Regions from separate parts of the Homo sapiens genome. Here region 2 is linked to region 1. Evidence: chromatin loops called from intact Hi-C (ENCODE). Cell type or tissue: breast epithelium. All regions are shown on one strand. Each heading gives the region's core, and the rest is flanking DNA. Links, peaks and the distances in the headings are about the cores only. Region 1 overlaps ARHGAP15 (Rho GTPase activating protein 15). Region 2 overlaps LINC01412 (long intergenic non-protein coding RNA 1412).

Evidence for each region. Hi-C counts contacts between places; a loop is a spot of excess contacts. Peaks named below come from ENCODE experiments on the same cell type or tissue, not always from the same donor. Only the 100,000 strongest peaks of a DNase experiment are listed, where the experiment ranks them.
Region 2: it touches region 1 in a loop (9-fold over the local background); 1 of 110 quality-filtered maps calls a loop at or near these places.

The regions. Positions count from the first base shown.
Region 1 is chr2:143,518,446-143,529,562 of GRCh38, forward strand. It overlaps ARHGAP15 (Rho GTPase activating protein 15), which reads left to right. Exons shown (of 14, transcript NM_018460.4): 10 at 821-919. Among named protein-coding and RNA genes, the nearest start is that of ARHGAP15-AS1, 250 kb to the right of the region's middle. In breast epithelium, for the core only: no CTCF peak of the experiment used is centred there; no DNase peak of the experiment used is centred there; H3K27ac peaks cover 1,427 bases.
Region 2 is chr2:144,540,554-144,551,670 of GRCh38, forward strand. The region is part of intron 1 of LINC01412 (long intergenic non-protein coding RNA 1412); the gene reads left to right. Among named protein-coding and RNA genes, the nearest start is that of LINC02993, 22 kb to the left of the region's middle. In breast epithelium, for the core only: no CTCF peak of the experiment used is centred there; no DNase peak of the experiment used is centred there.

The DNA.
Region 1 (11,117 bases), core at 5,142-7,641:
TGCTCAAATAAGTTTGGGGGAAAATGCATCCTTCACCCCTCATGGGGATTCACAGCACACATTGGCATATCATGGGCTTTAAAAATAAATGCATGTTAAACCTGTCTAACTTTGCAGAACCTAATGATGTGAAACCATTTTGTTCGCAGGCCCTTTTTCCTGAATCATCTATTAACAGCCTGAGGGTCTGGTATTCCAAAGAACCTGTGTCACAGGAGACACAAAGCTGAGATAGGAAGGAGTTAGTGAAGAAAGTGTGATCTGAACTGAGCCCTAAAGGAAAGGTGATAGTTAGATTAGAGAAGAGGAAGGGCATTCAAGGCAGGAGAAATGCTAAGTAATTCACTTCGAAGCAAGTCTCCTAGAACTTGCCTCCTCATATACTATTGAGTTGCAGAATGAATGTCCTAAATATACTGATAACATTGTAATTTTCGTAACCATTAACTGGTAAACTTCTTCTAAAACACTCAGTATACCAAAGACACTAAGATAAATTATTTTGCAAAAATTTTCTCAATTCTTTGTCTTTCCTTTATAGACCACAAAATTAAGGCCCAGAGAGACTATAACTTACATAGTCATCCCTGCCTAATCGATGCCTGAGCGTCAGTTTTCTCACTCTGGGGCGAGGGTCCTGTTCCATCAAGGAGGGAGTTGTGGTCTTCATATGTCTGCCATAGACACTATGGAAATAAAGCAAAAAAAAAATCTTATGCAAGATGAAGATTTCAGCATGCAATGGATATGGAAACGGAATCAAATTAAAGAACAACGCAAGCTTGGATTTTAATGAAGCTCATCTTTGTTTCTTTTGCAGATCAAATTTTTGGCTCTCATCTGCACAAAGTGTGTGAACGTGAAAATTCCACAGTTCCGTGGTTTGTAAAGCAATGCATTGAAGCTGTTGAGAAAAGAGGTGGGTGACTGAATGTGCAGCAGTTCCCCCCATTACTGCACCCTCTACACAACCAATACTCAAGTTAGCAGTGCCACCTGATTTGTCTGAGAAGCCATGCAATTAAAACTTGACTTGTGTTAATCGGTTAAGAGGATCATCTTTCTTATTAACTTCAGTTTGTTTTTACAATAGGGACATTAGTAATTCTCACTAATGTTCTTTTTTGTTTTTAATATTTTGTCTGTCTGACTTACTGTTGATTCAAGTGCAAACTTCTTGTTTTCAAGCCAGTGATAAAACATTCATAAAATATCAGCACTCACAGTGTTAGAACCTTCCTAACATTCATGCTGGTAGACGTTGTGCCAGAACAATTTTTGGTAAGCCCCCAACATTACCCAAGTTAAGCAAATAGCATTCTGAATCACAGACAGTGATATCCCACCTTCCACATGTCTCTGTTCAGTACAGAATACGCTAACGGGTTTTTTCAGGAACAATTAAAAGACACACCTCAAAAGATGACCTTTGATTCCTCTATTTCAGCATTCTGTTTTTCTTCTGAAATTATTTCATCTTACTGAAGGGAACAAAACAAAACCCAACTGAATCATCATTTCTACTCCACTCTATCTGTGGGGTGTTTTTCCTTCAAACTATGACTTCATTCATTCAAGGTCATTTTTCCTGGAAGATACATATAGTAGATGCAGAATCTTAAAAAATGTATTGTATAAAAATGCAAGGCTTCATCACCATCTGTTACAAGTTTACAACATATTCCCAGGATCTAGGGGGATATATATCATGTAAAAGATAGAGGTGTTTTCAGAAAAAAGGATTGGTGAACCTATTCCCATTTCCAGCTCCTAGTCTCTTAAGACAATAGAACCAAGGGGAAAAAATCTTTACCCAATAATCTACTAGGAAAAAGCCATTTTAATTCTCTCAGTGTTACCTGGCTTTATTATAAAAGCATAATAAAAATGGTCTGCAATTTCTAACTCCTGGAAATTCATACTTTAATTATACTGTAAGGACAGCCTTGGGATCCTATTATTCCCCTATCAGTAGGGAATGAGAGAATAACAAGAAGGGGAAGAGTGGGTAGGGAATGTGGATAAAGAGAATGACTTTGGGGAAAGCATATCAACACATCAGAGAGAAGAGCAGAGAGTACAGTGAGAGTAGAAAGCAGCAACTGCAGGATGAACATGAGGAGAGGTATCTGTGAGAAATGAAGTCAATTGGAGTTTAGAGAAAAATGTTTTTATTGCAAGTTGCAATTTCATTTAATTTTATAAGTACATTTTTAGGAATAAATATTCTTTGGTAAGTACTTAAAGACAAAATGGATCACTGAGAATATTATAAAGTTATTATTTCCAATAACTAAATTGTCATCATTTTCAGGAAATCTTCATCCACTTATAAATACTCAGCCCTGACAGTGTGAGCACTATTAGACCAAAAACCCAAATAGGGCGTTGGGGAAGCACATAATAAGATGTGTGCATGTGTAAAGAAGCGCTCCATTCCTCCCGATTTATGTCTCCACCCTAGGCAAAACGAAAAACTGCTAGATGCAGCTTTGCGGTGTGCAGATATTATAATATTGCAGAGTAGAAAACGTCTATAAATAGAAACCATGTCTTTTGTTCATGGCATTTTGTTGGTGATTTTTAATAAAATAAGACAATGTTTTTGCTGACTGGAGCAATCACATCTAGCATTATATTTCATTGTCCCTGTGTTTACTCTTAAAATGAATTTGTAGATCCAGCACTAAACAGGCGCTAATCACACATATGATTATTAAAATAATTCCTAAGCATTTTAATGAAACTCAAAGACTTTCCAATTCCACAAAGCAACTGATAATTCAAAGCACTTTGGCAGCATCAGCTTAAAGGAACCCTATGGAAATATTCAGTAAAAACTAAGAAGCACAAGATAAACCTCTCACATCATTGCAAGATTTACAAGTGTGTACTTTTGATTATAATTTTCTATGATCATTTTGTTGGATTAATATTCTTATATTTATACACCAATTCTATTTACTCAAAGTGTTGTTTTTACGAAATTCTGGCATAAAGCATTTCAGGACAGAAATAATTTATGTGAATCTAAGTCCAATGTTTATGCAGGCTTCTGATGACATTTTATGCTGGGGTTGGTATTAGGAAGTAGCATATAAAGGCGCCAAGTCTCTCAGCATGGCTGGGACTCAGCATATCTGGATCCCTCCTTCTAATGGCCAGATACTCTCCCAGCCAAGAAACTCAACTGCAGAGTCATGGGAAATGCTGATGGACCAGTTATGGGAAAGGAACATTTAATGAAAACTATGTGTTTACTCTCACAGTCTTAGGGAAATGGTCTTGATACTCACTACATCGGCACATTGGCTGTTATAAAAAAGATTTGTTTCCTTCTCTTTTTTTTTCTTGTGATTATTTTTTACTCCTTTAAAAAAACCTACAAATTGTGGCTATATCTCTAAAATGCTTATTAGATGGATGATTTAAAATGAAACATTATCAGGAAGGCAGATCTCACTATTCATTCATTAATTCATTCATTTATCCATCCAGTCAGTCAGTCAGTTATTTGTCTTACCTGTTTGTAATGAACAGAGCCAAATTGCTCACACTTCTGTAGTCTCTCCAAGGAAATTCTACCCAGTACTTGGCAAAAGATGCATTCTTTATTCATCCCTGGTAAAGTGATATTAGTTACATTTTAAATTTTGCAACTTTTGGACATGCCTAGAAGAAAATCTACCAATAAACTGAATGTGAACCAATTTAGCTAATAACTTGTTTAGTATGTTTCCTTATCTTGATTTGGTTCTCTTTATTACTCTAAACTACCAGAGCATTCTCCTTCTCACCAACTATTATAACTAGATTAACTTCATTTCTGTGGTTTCTGACATTGTCTGCTGAGCCTTGAAAATACAAGCAAAATTTGGAAGACAAACTGTTAAGGAGCATGTTAGTCTTTAAAGCTCTTCCAAGTGGTTCCTTCCCGCTTGCCTTGCCTTTATAGTCGTAGAGCATGTATATGAGAAATCATAATTAGCCAATGAAAAACTCAACTTATGTTTCTTTTTTGAAGCAATTTCTGTGAAAATATTAAAACACGGTTCTGCTAATTCTTAATTCATATCCTGGGTACAATGACCAAAAGCATGAGATCATCTGACACTATTTTGGAGGTTTGAGGAAACAAGCATGTAGAGCAGGGGTATCTAATCTTTTGGCTTCCTTGGGTCACATTGGAAGAAGAAGAATTGTCTTGGGCTACACATAGCGTTACATACACTAACGCTAACAATAGCTAATGAGCTTTAAAAAATGCAGAAAATCTCATAATGCTTTCAGAAAGCTTACAAATTTGTGTTGTGCTGCATTAAAACCCCTGGGCCATGGGTTGGGAAAGCTTGATGTAGAGGAAGGCATTGTGACATATAGTAGATACAAGCAGTGAGAAGTTCATTTTTCACTATGTTATAGAACACTTTGTGTAGTTTATGATGACGTCATATGTGTAGAAATTGCTTACTTAAAAATGCGATCACCTGTGTCTCTTAGATAGAAGGGCCTAGGAGACCTGAAGTAAACAAAGTATATATTTTAAACTGGTATAACAAGTAAGACCTTAATTCATAGTTCTTTTTATGCAAAGCATGTAATTGACTATCCTTTGTTGAGGTCCATTATTTGGAAAGAAGCTTTATACAGCACGTGACACCTTGTAAGTACTCAATAAATATTGGTTAAATGAAGCAATCGAAGCCAAATAGCTATTGAGTACCTACTTTGTGTCATCTTCCATGTTACCAGCTGATAATACAGAGGAGATAGACATTAAGCAAACAGACACACACGGTTATGTATGTTAGCATAAACTGTGATAAGTACTATGAGAGAAAAGAACAGACCCTACAAGACAGAAGAACCATAACAATAATAAAAAGCAGGGAAATACGTGTGTTTAAAAATGATGTAATAAACCTTGAACGATAAACACATATTTATCTGGTTTTATCTTCATTATAAGACCAGGAGACATTTAATTTTGCCTTATTTTGCAAGTTATTTTCTTAACATTGTGACTATGTGATATAGGGAGTCCTTTGGTGTGAGATCTAAAAGGACATGCCTTAAGTGGCGAACCAGTCATGTTTCTACCCAATAATACCAAACATGCATTTTGCCAAATAGATATTTTATATAAGAGTAGTGTTAACTAGATAAATGAGCATATTTCTACCCTAAAGATATTTTTATGGATCCAAAATTTTTTTGGTTTTAAGGGAATAACATTAATTTTTTTAAGTTTGTAATATAATTTAGATTAGCATTCATTTGGAATATGTCTTAACTCATACTTCCTTCATGATTCCCGGTTCTGGTTAATATGTACCCAAACTATTTTAAAACATTAAAATGATACCTAGAGATTTATTGTACAACAGTGTGAATATACTTAGAATTACTGAACTATACACTTAAAAAGGATTAGGAAGAGAAATTGTATGTCATATGCTTTTGACCACAATTTTTTTAAAATGAAATCATGTTTTTCAAATGTGATAATTCCAGGTATAAGCAACTTTGCAGAATGCCTCAGCAGATGCTAATCAACAAGAAGTTTGCCCTTTCTGTCTTTTTTCTGGAACACGAAATACTATGACAGGAATGGTACACAAAGTTACATATTTGACTTGGTGCCTAAAAGCCACCCTGGGATCCATAACCTTGCTTAAAGATTTAAGAAAGACCTTTAGTCTACTTCTGAGAAGGTCCTTAGCCTCAAAAACTTTATCTCTCAACTTGACTTCTTAGCAGCTGTTATATTTTTTTTGCTGTCGTTTGTTTGACAGGATCCAGTTATAGGTTCCGATGTCTGTTTAAAGAAACAAGGAGGCTGTTGGCTTTAAAATTCCCTCATTGCTTGTGTGATCAGCATTTTCCCAGGCTTTTCTACATAGTTTGCCAAGCAAAGGGACTGACCTTTTGTAGCAAACACTTTTTCATTTCAAAATGCTCACTTTGATTTTTGTCCCATTTTATGCTCATTCCAAACTGTTTACAACCCACTAAAAATGACTGTGAATTATATGTTTGTGTAATGGATTCCTTTTGTGGTCTGAGTGGAATGTTTACTTTGAACAATTAGTTATCTTTGGGTAGATTATAGCAACTTGGAAAAAGGATGGCTAAAATTATTATTATACCTTAACTGTTTCTTTTTTGGTAATTCCTCTACTGTTAGGAGAAGTTTGAGAGAATATGAAATTAACAAGCCTGTGACATTATAAATGAAACCTGTTTAATTATGTGACTATTTGGATATGTGTGTTAATATCACGAGAAAGCGTGGCTGGACACCTACTCAACTCAGTAATATACTTATCTAACAAAAATGTAAAACTTGGCATGTAAATAAATACATGAATATTTGCCATATACATGTTGCATTTGCATATGCACATGAATGTGTTATATAAATAACAGACATGTTAATACAGCTATTGTACAGTACCCATTGTACAGTATAGTAGCAAGCATTGTAGTTGTTAATATAATTTTCCTGATATTTGATCCAGTGCACCAGTCTGCCTCTTGAGATCCTACCGAGTGCTTACTTGCAAAAATCAGACTTTACATAGTTGTTTCCCGTTGCCTTTGAATCCAGGCCCCGAAACTGCAGATCATATTGCCTTCCCTAGACAAGCTCTGCTCCCAGTTCTGCTAATTTTATACTGTTCATTCTTTCCCACTTTGGGATAATCTATTATAGTTGGATCCAGGCACGCACTAAAGGCTGATACTTCCATGAAGAATGTGCAATTTGTACTGTTAAGTTTGTGATGAGATTCTTGAAAACTTTTATGATTCTATCTTGTTCCAGAGAGACTTCTGCTTGCTAGTTTTATAAGCAGTGAGTAAAAAAAAGTAACAAAAACAAAACAAACTGATAAAAATTACATGCTCCAAAAAAAAAAAAAATCAAGAGTACAAGATAAGCACTTTTTCTTTTTCCCTGGAGAATATTTGTGGACTGAACAAAAATGTTTCTGAGGTCAGTGACCTATGTTTTTGTTTTTTTTTTTAAGTGTTTGCTTTTCATGCCTTATGTTAGGCATCTGCATGCATTTACAATGGAGGTGATCTTAAAGAAGCTCCATGAAAGTTTGCAGTGAATCTCCTTGGCTTTTCTGAGTTAAAATTAAGACCAGTTTAGTGCTTTGGTGTTTTGTGTTTTGTTCTGTTTTGTTTTAATGCAGCCACAAAGACTGCCACCTTCCTGACAGCACAGTGTTGTGCTGGGTCCAAGCTGGAATTGGCTCTTTGGGGTAGTCACGCTGGGGCCTCTGTGTCTGTAAGAAAGCCACATTTAGGGCTCGAGGGGAAGACAAAATCAAAAAAGAATAAACAGGAAACAGCCAGCAAGAGTATAAAAGAGAAACTAGGAAAAGACAACCAAAAGAAATCAGAGATGACAAGGTGGAGAGGCGGGGGAAAAGCTGCATTTTGCAATTAAGAAAACAAATGTGGATAAGAGGACATGCTTGTGAGGTCTGTAAGAAAGAGAAGACAAACTAGTGAAAACATTGCCATCTCTGCCATAGGTACCTGATACCTGCTTTGCTGTTCCAGAGAAACTTACTTATGCTCAAGAAAATGCTTGAAACTTAAACCTTGCAATTTATGGCATGCATTGAATGTTCACAAACTCTGTATACGGAGCTGGTTATTAATTAATTCACATATTTATTAGTGACATTTAACAGAGTTTATCTATGTCTAGCAATGCATGACAGTCTTATTATCAAAAAGAAAGCTTAAACATAACAGAAGTTAATGTAGGAATAAACGTGCAGTTCAACAACCAGAGAGGCTATCTAAGAAATACAGCAATGTGGCTCTGGTCAAATCAGTCAGCGGATATTCCCACACTTTAAAATCCACAATGCATCAGAATAAATAATGTCGCTTCCCAGATACAGCCTGAGTCTAATTTCCAACCTCCACCCCCAATGTAAAGTTTAGGTTCTTAACATACTTTTCCCTTGGAGTCAGTTGGAAGGAACAGAGCCAAAATTAAGACCCTAGGAAATTAGCTTCTTATTGTGTATGGGGAATTTAAATAATGCAACACCTCAACTTACCAAGATGCAATACTCTCAAATAGCCTATACTGGTGTCATTTACACAGTGGGAGTTCTAGGACTGGGAGTTTTCCCATTACAAGGCCCTATATGCAGAACTTAAGAGTTCCACCATAAAAATAATCTTGGCTGAAAGTTAGCAGGATGTTTTAGCCTGGAAGCAAATGTTTACAAAATTTGAGAAAAAATTGCATGCATTTGGAAAGCTTTCAGGTTTTCAAAAAGCAGAAGCAAATAATAATAAGGCAGTCAGAGATTTTCAGATTTTTTTGCCCTAGCATTCAAAAACTGACTTGTAGCTTTTCAGTAGAAATGTTTTGATTCTTGTCCCATAATATGAACTGATTGATTAAAAATAATCAACTTTCACAACAGTGTCACTCTGTTTTATGAAATAATTTGTTGTTTACTGGTAGAAAAAGAATCTATACATTGTATTTGTGTAGGTATTTCCCTAGGGTTTAAAAATTAATGATAATTAAGAAACCAAATTAATTCAGGAAGCTATAAATGAAACCCAAATATTATACTCCTTTGTGGATTTCCTAAAGCATGATGTTCTTTTTTAAAGTTTATACCAAAAAAAATGACATTTTCCAAGGGATTTTTATACTTTCAAATTGTATACTCAATTTAAGCATTAATCAATTAGTCTACACATATATGGTAAAAGAGACATACAGATTCCAGGTGAAATAATTACAGTGGTCTATATGAATGAACATGACATATTTTTTTGTACAGGATATTTAGAACTTTTTACCCATTTCCTTAAAAGACTCATGTCTTAGAGATTCCTCTAAATTCTTTGGGAGGTTATCTTATAGACGAGTAGGCTATACAGTTAAAGATGTTTTTCTTGGGTTCAAAATAATCATTTATTTTCTTGTTTTATCTCTCTTTGCCTGATTTTATACGTTTCAAGTCGCTTCCTATTTTTGGTTCAGAAAAAAAAAATGGAAAAAATCAAGGGCTGGACACTTTGAGAAAAAAACCTAACTCTGCAAAACCAAAATAGCTCTGAAATGATAATGCTGGAAGAATTCTTGAGGTTATAGTAGACCAGAGACCCAATATGTAAATACACACTCTTTTTTAAGAAGATAATAATGTCCTATATCTAGGGTGTAAGTATATCTTATAGAAGAAAAATATTTAAAATATTAAGTACATGATGTGCTCCCTCGTGTATAAGCCAACTTCTCATATGGTACCTAACACATAATGAATTCTCAGTAAATGGTGTATAATCAGATAAATTATATTCAACATTGCTGAAATCCTCATTGGAGAGTTGCACACCATTGCTACCGATGCATATAGTTGATAGTATAAAAAGATCAATCACCAACAGTTGTTGGTTGAAGGCAGCTCAGAGAATAACATGGTCTGTAAATCCACTTTTTAAACATTTAAACAAGTTCATTTCTGATAAGAGTATATCATATTGTTCAATAAGGTACCATTCTTGCTATCAATACACAGCTATGCTAAACAATTGAAGTTAGGTTTCCTTAATGATTTTATTTTCATCGATTTTTGGATACTCCATTTAAGTTAACCATCAGCAACTACTAAAATATCCATTCTCTACTCATTTTCATCAGAGGAAGTCATATCCCATTAGGCATTGTTTCAATTCCAATAGCCTGCTGTTTTTAATCAAGTAACTGAATGGTAACTATGACTTGTAATTGACATGCCTGAGAATGGTCAGGCTTAGGCTCAGTTCCCATAACCACACAGCAAGTTAAGCCCCACATCTTTTCCTTTAATTCAGACTTGGAATGCCATGTTAGTGCTGTTTTGTATTAGTTTACTTCCCTGTGAATATATCACCCTCTTGATTCATTGTTTGTTTTCCATGTACCTCTCAGGAAATTTTTATTTGGATGATAATTTTTTTGAGTTGATAGAGACTGTCCAATAATTAAAATAAGAAATATATGGTCAATACACAGGATCTATCAATTTGAAGTTAATGAAGACAGAATACATGATTTTGCTATTGGATATTGATTTCATTTCCTCCAAATTTACTTCCTAGCAGAAAAAAAAAGTTAAACTCTGCTGTTGCTATCAAAAGCTCTGTAAAGACGTTGAATATACCAATGTTATTAAAATTGGACTGTTGTCTTTCTTCTTTTAAAATGATGTTGTTCTTGTTATATTTTGCATTTTCTGACAGTTTGGGATGACTAACTCTTTAGTCTCCCTATAGAACAGTTGCACACCTAACAGATGGTATTGTCACGACAACAGTGAGATTTTTTTCTTCCTTTTGTCTTGAAGGTAGGCATTTGACGATGTATTTGATATTACATAGTCTAATATTGGAGTCCATGTGTTTGGCCTAGAGTTTGACAGCATAAGAAACATTCATTTCCTCTGGATTTAATTATTGACTCTGACATTTCATGCTACTGGTTTTCTCAGGGTGATCTCAATTATACCTAAAGCTTCAGTGAGCCCTTCAATGACTTCAGAGCTCCTATATGCAAATAATTACTCAAGCTGTTTTTTTCCCACTCAGATCCATGGTCTAGAAACAACCCTTCTTGAATTTCCCTCTGTCTCCTCAAACTGAACTTTTTTGAACTAAACTCATCACTTTTCCCAACAAAGATGTTCCTCCTATTTTATTTCTTAACTCAGCCCGCAGCATTACAATCTATATTCCCCATTGCCCTAGAAAGAAATATGTTAGACATCTTAGATTCTTCTCTCTCATTACAGACAGAATCATTCACCAAGCCTCATGAGCTCTACTTTCTTACTATCTCTTGAATCTGGTTCTTCCTTTCACTTTCTGTGACCTTGATTGGGCCTCCATACTTCCTTTTGAGATAAATCTCCTAAGGAGGTCTTTGCCTTTGTTCTTATTTCTGCCCAGGCCACTCTTTTCAATGCTGCCAAAATGATCCCTCTTAAATACAAATAAGATTGTGTTATCCCCTCTTAGAATCCTCCAATGATTCATTGATCTCATAAGGATAAACAAAATTCCACACTAATTACCCCCATAAAAAA
Region 2 (11,117 bases), core at 2,947-5,446, 1.0 Mb after region 1:
ACACATCAGTTCTCGTCTTTTATTGACAAACACCAAGAGTGACCAACTTGCCCTCTACTCACCCTGAACTTTACCGGTTTTAGCCCCAGGAATCCCATGTCTTGTGAATCTGCTCAGCTCCAGGAAAACAGGTACAAACACATACTTAAAAATACAAATAATTTGCCTCTGAAATGTGCTTGGCTTTTTGGTCTGCATACTCTTCAGACCCTGGGAACACAAACATTGTAAGTGTTACATCAGCATTAAGAATTTTGCTTTGTTGTTCTAAAAGCCCATGTTCGGGTGTCACCACCTTGGTGACTACGGAGAAATATAACCCATGCGTTGTTTTTTTTCTTTTAAATTGTTTCCAAGCTCAGATGCTTGATGGTTTATGTATGTATGTATGTATTTATTTATTTAAAAAAGCTGAAAAAGCTTTGAAAATCAAACCTATTTTCTTCTAAACGTTTTTCTCTCAAGTACTTGCTCTCCAGACACACAGTAAGATACATCCTGAATCTGGCACCTTGAGTGCTCCCCCAAATCTCTGAAGCCTAAGCCATATCTATTGTCCAGTCTATGGTAGAAAAAAAGTGAACTACACTGAGTTATTGTAGTCTTGTTTGTCTCACAATTAGAAGAATTCTGCAGGTATTTTGTTAGTTTTAAATTTGCGGACTGTGACTTCTGAACTCTTTCGAGGAGGAGGTCTCAATAAAGAGCATGCTTCAGTCTACTCCTTAATGATTTTTAGCTTCAATGAAGCAATTTGCAAGACTCCTCTTCCTAACAACTGCTCTGCCAAGCATTGTATAAAATAACATTCTTTATGGTTAGATGATTCCATGGAAGATGACCAAAAGGTTTTAAATACAGAGGAATGTACAGAAAAACACTGTACCCTTTAACTGTCACATCTCCCCTATTCCATCCCTTCATCTCCTTCATACAGGATTTCTGCATTTTTTTCATATGCATGCTACATCTCTGTGGTAGCACCTTGTTCTCTGTGTGTGTGTATGCAGGAATGTGTGTGTGTGCATGAATGTGTGTAAACATGTACTATTTTTAGCTGTAGAACATGACACAAATTTCTTTCCTCATCACCATGATGCATGACTGATCCATTTCATATGATGTGTTTAGTATGGTTCATTGCCCACTGGTCTTATTATTTAACAATTTGCATTAAATTAAATTTTCTGTTTACAGGTGTAAATGGAAATTTTGGCTTCTGAGAATTTATTTACTGGATAGAATGTTCTTGGTTGAATTAGCTCTGCCAATATTGGATTGCTTATACCTGGAATAAAGTCTGGGATATTTAATTAGAATATCATAGCAAGAGAAACTTATTATTTTTATGGCTAAGCTTAAGCTACTGAGGCCAGTATCATTAGTCTAGGAGACATTTACTATAATTCTCCAGAGATTTTTTAAAAAAAAACCACGCGTATGTCTTGACGGATGAGAGGTAGTTAAATTAGTGGTAATGTGTACAAATTACTCAAAAGTTCAAAAAGCTTGAAACCTTTATCATCTGCTATAACATTTTGTTGATAAGTGGAAATTTCTCATTTTAAACTCTTTTGGCTTCCAACAGGCTCAAAGAGCTAATATTTATTGACTGCATACTGTTTGCCAGGTTCTACATTATTTGCTTTACCTGTATTGCTTCATTACATCCTTACAGTGTCTTGTGAGGTGGGTATAATGTTTATTCCCATTTTACAGAGAATATCCATTTATATAATGTCATGAACATATATCCAATGACATAATTTGCCTGCAAATGTACCCAGTGAGTGGCAGAGTCATCCTGAAGCCTGCTTTCCAGGCCCCGCGTATATTCTAGGTAAGTGATTCCAAACTCCATAGTGGCTTGTATCTAGCCTTGTTCTCCTGACATGTTCCCTGTGTTCCAACTTCCTCTCAACTTCTCCATGTCATAGAGGATGTGAAAGCCAAGCACTGCCTCCTAGGCTTTGTGCATAGTTTCCCATTCTTTCCTTTTCTGTCTGTGACACTCCCAGTTTTGTTTTGTTTTCAGCTCTAGCATTGGAGTGGCACTTATGGCCACTATCCATACTGGATCTAGCAGGAGTTTGGCTAAGCTCCTAAGACATTAACTTTATTTATTTATTTATTTTTAATTTCTAGCTTCTCATTTTGAAAAAAAATTTAAAAAAACAGCTTTAATGAGATACAATTTACATACATATAATTCACCTATTCGAAGCCTATAAAGCAATGGTTTTTAATATGTTCACAGATACATGGACAATCATTGACATAATTTTAGAATACTTTCATCACCACAAAGAGAAACACTATACCCTTCAGCTGTCACAACTCCCCTCTTGCATCCCTTCATCTCCTTCAGCTCCAATCAACCACTAATCTACTTTCTGCCTTTGTAAATTTGCCTATTCTGGACATTTTACATAAATGGAATAACATAATACATGATCTTTTATGACTAGCTTCTTTCACTTAACTCAGTGTTCTCAAAGTTCATTCATGTTTTATCATGCCTCAGTACTGCCTTCCTTTTTATGGCTCAAAACTATTCTATTGTATAGATAGACTACCTTTTGTCTATCCACTCATCTGCTGATGGACAGGTGGGTTGTTTCCACCTTTTGGCAATTGTGAATGGTGCTGCTATGAACATTTGTGTGCAAGTTTTTGTTTGAATACCTGCTGTCACTTCTTTTGGGTATATACACAAGAGTGGAATTGCTGGGTCTTAATTCTGCTTCACTTTTTGAGAAACTGCCAACTTGTTTTCCACAGTAGCTGCAATGTTTTTAATTTCCATCAGTAATGTAGAATCAGGGTGGTTCCAATTTCTCCACATTCTTGCCAACACTTGTTATTTGCTGTTTTGTTTTGTTTTATGTTTTGGTTATAACCTTCCTAGAGGGTTAAGTGGCCTAATTAATTTTTTTTTTTTTTTTTGAGACAGAGTTTGACTCTTGTTGCCCAGGCTGGAGTGCAATGGTGTGATCTTGGCTCACTGCAACCTCTGCCTCCCAGGTTCAAGTGATTCTCCTGCCTCAGCCTCCCTAGTAGCTGGGATTACAGGCATGTGCCACCACACCCAGCTAATTTTGTATTTTTAGTAGAGACGGGGTTTCTCCCTGTTGGTCAGGTTGGTCTTGAACTCCCGACCTCAGGTGATCCGCCCACCTCGGCCTCCCAAATTGCTGGGATTACAGGCATGAGCCACCACGCCCGGCCGGCCTAATTAATTTTTAAGATCTTTAAAGACTCTAAAAGAAGGCTTTATTTTTTCCTCTTCTGTGCTCCCAAGCACTGGTTTAAATCTGTCTTGAAGTATTTGTCACCAAATCCTTTAATCTCTCTTTCTCTCTATCTTTCTCCTCTCATCCCTTTCTGGAAACCAGGATGGACATTCTTATTCCTTTTGTGTTCCCAGGACACAGTGCCCAGGGCTCAGTACATTAAATGAATGAAGAGGCATGAGTAGGGAGCTGTGGGGACAAGGAATGTTGGGAATGAACGTTTATTATCCCTCCCATTGTGCCAGGCACTGTGTAGCACTAATATATATTATCTCATTTAATTTTCATAATAGCAGTTAAGAATCAGGTGTTATGGTATTCATTTTGCAGAAGAAGAAATTGAAACCAGAGAAATTCTCTTGGCACCAAACCACTGAGAGTAGAGTCTGGCTTCAAACCAAACTCTCTGAACTCAAAACCTATGTTAATTTCACGACAACATGTGTCAATCAAAGAAAAGATAAGGACCATCACTATTCTTACTACCACTACTAGACTATCCCAACTTATTGGATGTTTTCTGTGTGCTGTACGCCATGACAGCTAGTTTTTGGATGCTATCTAATTTGATCATTTAAAAATTTAGTGAGTCAGACATTATTATTCCAATTATTCAGACAATGAAATAATCCCTGAGAAAAGTAATTTGCCCAAGAACAACAACTAATAAGCAATGAGTTCAAAACCAGGTCTGTTTAATTATAAAATTTCTGTACTCCTATCAATGTGGGAAAATACATTAGAGATCTCAAAGTTTACCTGGTTATCCGACAGTGTGGGGAAGTTTGCCAGGTAACCAGACAACCAGACTGCCCAGCAATTTTTTCCCAAGTACTTTTGCTTTCTCAGCTGCTTCCAGTCATAATTTTGGTAGCATAGATAACTTGGCTAATTCTATATGTTATGAAAAAGGCACACTGTGACCCACAAGAGAAAGAATGTTCTGTTCAACTGGCTTATTGTGTTTCTATTTATTTATTTATTTATTTATTTATTTATTTATTCATTCAGAGACAGGGTCTGACTTTGGAGTGCAATGGCGCGATCTCAGCTCACTGCAACCTCCGCCTCCCAAGCTCCAGCAATTCTCCTGCCTCAGCCTCCAGAGTAGCTGGGACTACAGGCATGTGCCACGGTGCCTGGCTAATTTTTGTATTTTTAGTAGAGACGGAGTTTTGCCATGTTGCCCAGGGTAGTCTTGGACTCCTGAGCTCGGGTGATCCGCCTGTCTCAGCCTTCCAAAGTGCTCGGATTACAGGCATATTGTGTTTTTAATAATTTTACCTATAATATATGTAAAGCATCCTACATCTGACTGGACAACTTTTTAAATACAGTAATTATCTGGTTACCCCTGCTTTTAACAGTTTGGCCATTCATTTGTTAATTTAATATTTATGTCATGAAGCTATCTTTTCTCTTACTACATAAAATCTACCTTAGCACTAAATGAAATGCTGGTAAGAATCCACAATAAAGATAAACAAAAAAATCATAACTAGAATAGAAGATTTTTAAATATATTTCAATTTTATGTTCTGATTTAGATACTCTGATTTTAGAGTATTTTTCCAGCATTTATGGTAGTTTGTTAAATATTGGGAAACCTCAGCATGGCTATGTTTTGGAGGCAGGTATAATGGGAAGGCAGAGGCATCAGATGCCTTTAAACACCAAGTACTTAATCAATATATTTCCTTATTCCTAATATCTGCTTTAGATATTTCATTCTTCTTCTTGTCATGTTTTTCATTGCTCTTCATGCCTTTTTTAGAGGCTTTTTTGTTTTTGGTTTTTTTTTTTTAAATAGAAGCCGATGTTACCATTTGGCATATGTCTCCCTTGGCAGTGACATCTTGAAAATTAAAAAAAATAATACCTCCCTCGCATGCATCCATTCAGGCTGCCTGTAACTGCACTGTACTTCGAAATGTGTCACCTTAGGAAATTCTGCAAATTGTTCATAACATTGTCTCTATAAATGTTTTGGAAGGGCTTTACTGTCAGGTCAGCTTTCTAAGGGCTAGAAATATGTCAAACTGGCAGCTTTACCTTTATTTAAGAGCCAAAATACAAATAAGTAGATTACAAAGCAATCAATCAATATAGCATTGCAGGATGTCATGGTTGGCATTGACCTCAGAGTTCGGCCCTGTCATTTTACAGATGAGTAAACTTGTCCGTAAACTCTGCAGGAGACAGGGTTTTGTCCTGACTCAGTTACAGCCAATCAGGTAACCTTGGACATGCTGCTGTGCCTCAGTTTCCTCATCTGAAACAGATGAGATTTCCCTCTGTTAGATCATCTCTGAGGCATTTTCCCAGATGTCAATTTGTAAGGTGTCATGACAAATTTGATATATTGTATTTGATATATTTCCAGTCCTTAAAAAACTTCTGACCTCACATAAAAGATCGCTCTAATCTTTTATGTGGTCTCCTTATATATTCTTTAAAAGTTGGAAGCACTATCAATTTATAGTTATTGGCAGAATCATAACTTTTATTCACTGTTGAAAGAATAAACAAATGAAGATCTTTTTCCCAGTCAGAGCATTTCTTCACTTTTTTTTCCCTCCCTGGTTTGTTGTTGTAGGGTTGCTTGGGGATATTAGGTTACTGACCTTTGTTTTCCTTTCTACAAGAAGCTTTCACTAAAGTATTTTTGAGGGGGGTCTTATAGGAAACAATGACTCTCACATGCAAGTAATTAAATGGAAAGAAAAAATGGCACACATTTGACTTGATTAATTTTCTTTCTTTCTGTAAACCTGTGGATCCTAACCTGAAAGTTGTGTGCAAGAGTCCACAGTCTCACTGAGATATTTTATCTTTTGCATTACACTAAAGTCTCCAGGTGAATTTAGTACTCCTGTAAGGCCTGGGCAGGCTAGTTTGGCAAACAATGTAATATGACATGATGCACGCTTTTTTACTCAACTGTAAATATCTATTTCATTCAGATATCACCTGCTATTCTTAAGGCAAGTCTTTGGAATAGAGACCCTAAATGTGTCAAAAGTATGTAATGTGTTTGTGATAGAAATAAATAGAGACCAGGGTGACTTAACACACGGGGTTTCACATGTGCGGGCCAGCACTTGCAGAATTCTAAAGTAGGTTATGTTAGCCTTCCCACTTTCAATGCCTTTATGGATGTGGTGTTTATATATCCTAGATTTTCCAGGGCAACTCTGGGTTGTAAATATTCTGTCCTGTTGTTCCCATAAGCACAATCATACTTGTCAAGCTACGTGTCACGAGTTTTGGTTTGGAAAATATGGACTCCGTATGTACATCAGAGCCTGTTTTTTCTGGCCCGATGCCCTGTGCTATTCCTCTACTCTGCCCTACCCCTAGCCCACTTCCCATTCTCATCAAAGCCTTGTTTCTGTTACAGTTCACTTGCTCATGTTGTCTATGCCTAGTGTCTAGGGGGCAAAGTGAACAGTAAACTAATCTGTGCTAACGGGCAAGTGGAGAAAATCGGGGTCAGGAGAATCCGCACATCCAGAGTGCTCTGTCTCCTCTCAGGTAGCATAAGTTGTTCTCTGGAAATAAGGCCGTAGTTTCATTTATCTCTAAGACAAAGAGTCTTTCTATGGTTGGTTGACTGAGGCAGATTTCTTGGAGGAGGCAAGGGTCCTCTGCATTTCATCACAAAGATGGCAATTTCTCCGTCAATACCTTGGACCAGCTTTGCAGATGTGTCCTCGACGTGATTAGTCCCCTGTAGTGGTAGGAAAGGAATAAAAGCCCAGTGTGCCAGCTTTACTCCTCGACCGACAACAATTTCTTCTGGTATGTGTACACTGCTCAAATGCTCTTTTTACAAAGTTGGAAAGCAAGATTGCTTCATGACAATATTTGCTGAGACAGCAAGACAATCTATGCCTCTCCATTGTTAAATCCCTGAGCCCTACCCAATCTGACTTTAAAAAAAATTATTCTTTCATCAGGAGGCTGTGTTTAACATTTGTAAAAAGACGTTTAGGATTATTTGAAATATTTTGTAGATTTCAAGTTCATTGTCTGTCATTTTCCTTTTAGCCTAACCTTGTTATTTCTGTTTATTGTATGTGATTTTATTACATAAACATATACAGATTTCCACTAATTGTTTAAACATCTTGCTTTAAAAATCTCTGCTTAAGCACTTTTATTTGTATCACTTTTTTTCTTGTCTTGATTTGGTTCTTAACTGTGATAAATTTCAATGGAATCTCCTCTAACTCTTTAAGAAATAACTCCTCATTTTTCTGTGTTAAGCAGTTTACCTTTTAGAAATTTAATCAGCATTCCTTTTGGCACTTTGTATTATCTTAAAAAGCAACATTAGTACCTTGGCTTTTCAGTCCTGAGAGCATTTGCTGAACCAGATGGTTTCAATATCGTCTATTATTTTTAATCATACATGGTTAAGTCTCAAGAACCAGTCTCTTGAGACTGTTGACTATTTAGGAAGCTAGAAGAGCAAGCACACATCTTTAGAAACAGGATGTACATTTAGTATCATTATTATCCTAACCAATATCTGAGTAATTGAGCCACCTTATTATCAGATTCAGGCTTTTCTAACAGTCTATTATCAGTTTCTTTTTCTGAACTTTTATGTCTACATTTGGGGAATTTAATGCTATTATAGACTCACTGGTCACTTTTGTAAACTATAATCTCCCATAGCAATAATTGTTTTTAATTCCAGGCATAGTACATACCAAGCATATTAACTTCTAAAATCTTTTTTTTTTTTTTTTTTTGAGCCAGGGTCTCACTCTGTCACCTAGCCTGACTAATTTTAAAAAATTTTGTAGAGATAGGGATCTCACTAAGTTGCCCAGCCTGGTCTGAACTCCTGGGCTCAAGCAATCCCCCTGCCTCAGCATCTCAAATTGCTGAGACTACAGGTGTGAGCCACTGCACTTGGCCAACTTCTAAAATCTTAATGACAAAACAAAAAGATTAGTATTATTATCTCCATTTTACAGATGGGAAAATAGGTTTCAAAAAGGTAAACTATATTTTTTTCCATTTCATGACCAATAAGAATGAGGCTTACATTCAAGTCTAGTCTCTGTCTATTTTGATCATTTCTAAGTCTGTCTGACTTAGAAACCCCCACTTCTAACCACTGTGCCATAGCACTTCCTGCTAACCCTGAATAAAGGTGTCTGTTATGTAAATCAACATATTCATTGACAATGGACTTCCTTTTTGTGTACTGCAATATGCATATATAAAAGCATTCAATATTAGCCTTGTCTGGTTTCTTTTTTATTTGAAAAATACCAACCCCCCCACATAATAATAGTTATAAAATTATATAAAATAAGAAGCCAAAAACTTTCCTGACCCTCCAAGGTCATACTTTAAAAGTTCTCCTAGGCATATCTAGATGTGACTCCATATACATTTTCTTTTTAATTTTTAAAGTCTTATCTTGAGGTTTATTACCAAAATTACTACACCTTATCACTTTCTGCTTGCATAGCGAACATAGAAAAATTTATTTTTCTGGAAAATACTGTGACGTATCTTCATGGTTTTTTACTTTTTTCCCTTTTTTAAAAAATAAGGATTTTGAGAACCAGAGTCTGCAAGCTGTGAAATGGTCAGGCAAATAGTTTGAAAATACTGACTCTCCACTTTTCACCTGATATTTGCCTATTGTTAGACTGCAGGAAGGGGGATTTAGTGAAATAAAATATTTAATATTTCATACTTTTTTTTTCCTATGTGGATGGTTGGAGATTCTTACAGATAATTTCTTCTTTTAGATCAGAAACTCCTGTTAAAAACAGACATTTAGCATAGGCTTTTCTAGGCTTCCGTCTTCTATTAAAAAGTAGGGGCATATTCATAATGAAAAAGTTGGGGAGATGAGAATGAAAGGGCTATAGGAAAGGGCATCATCATTAAAGAAGTTATAGGAACACTTTTTCAGCTCCTTTGAATCGACCAGAGTTGATCTTAGACAAAATTCCATGGAAGGCAGAGTTTACCTTCATTCTTGTCTTCACTGGGGCCACTGCCTTCTCTCCTTCGGGCTCCAACCGAAGCCTATAAATCTATTACATTTCTGTTTACATGGCAGGACCTTTGTTTTGATCTCTGCTGGACTGTAAGCTATGAGGGACCTTGTTTTTGTAACTATCCCAGTGCCTGATTAGTGCTTAAAAGACAGGTATGAGACGAAGACAAACACATTCATGAGTGATTGGATGACAATAATTACTGCTGTTTGGGGTCCTCAGAGTAAATAGTATGCAAATTTTCAATAGGGCATTAACATCAGTGTGAGAGGCAGAATGTACCACTGGATGGAGCACAGGTTTAGGGGTAATTTCTCTCCCAAACCCTCCACTTACTAGGAGTATGATCTTTCTTTGCCAAATTCTGAGGATTTTTTTTTTTTTGGTCTCAGTTGTTCCATCTGTGTTATGGGCATATTATCACTCATGGCCTTGTGCTACTGTCAAGGTTCAATGATAAGGCCGGGGCGCGGTGGCTTACACCTGTTATCCCAGCACTTTGGGAGGCCGAGTTGGGTGGATCACTTGAGGCCAGGAGTTCGAGATCAGCCTGTCCAAAATGGTGAAACCCCGTCTCTACTAAAATAATAATAATAATAATAATAATAATACAAAAATTAGCCTGATGTGGTAGTGCACACCTGTAGTCCCAGAACCTGAGAGGCGGAGGTTGCAATGAGCCAAGATTGCACAACTGCACTCCATCCTGGGCGACAGAGTGAGACTCCGTCTCAAAAACAAACAAACAAAAAGATTCAATGATAAAATGATGCAATGTGCTTAGCTCTGATCTTTAGACTACATAGACTATAGATAGCGATAGTAATACGATTACTACTACTATTAATGAGAATTCAGTAAATGCATAATTATTTGTGGAGCCTTGTTTGTGCCAGACCCCACTCCGGACATTAGTAATTCAGTAGAAGACAAAAACAGACAAAAATCCCTCCTCCCAAAAAGCTTACATTTGAATAAGACATGAAAAATGAATAAGCTAAATATAGAATATATTAGGAATGATAAGTGTGATGGAGATGCCTAAAGTGTAGAAAGAGGATAGTGAGGTGGAAGGGTCTGGAACTTTAGATCGGATGGCCAGGAAAATCCTCACTGAGAAGTGTGTAGAGGCTTGAACAAAGTGGGGGAGCAAGCTTTAGGAGGGAAGAGCAGTCCACAGGACAAGTCACCCTAACCACTTAATTATTAAAATCCTTCTCTGCTGAGGTCACCCTTTGGTAAGCATTCACATGGGACACACATAACTTTACGGTTTTTCCCATTCAGAAAGGCCTATCCTCTTACTCAAATTTCCTTGACACCAATTTTCCAGTCATGTTTCTTCCACATCCCTGACCATCCAGCAAAATCATTGTCTATGGCCCGTAAATTGGTATATCATTGTGGTCTGGCTGTATCTCCTTCTAAGCAAAATGCACAACCAGGTGCATTGTCTAAAGTTTTGCCCACTGGGAGAATTTCCCTTCACCACTGTTTTTCAGGGATGTTTTAGAGAGGGCTTGTGGTGCTGTAGTTGTCCACTTTTGTGTGGTGCCTGAATCTCATACAGAACCACCTGTAAACCAGCCCTGAGTCTTCTATTTTCTGGTAAACTGGTTTGTAGAGAATTCCCTGTGAGGTCACAGGTGCATGCTGGAAGAGAGAAGGTAGAATAGCAGCAGTGGGGGCCATGGACATTCGGGCCATTTCATGTTACTTACTTATGCTTCCAGGGCCTGCTCAGGCCTCATGATGTTGTGTGCCACTTCTATGTGATGATGGAGTGTTGTGG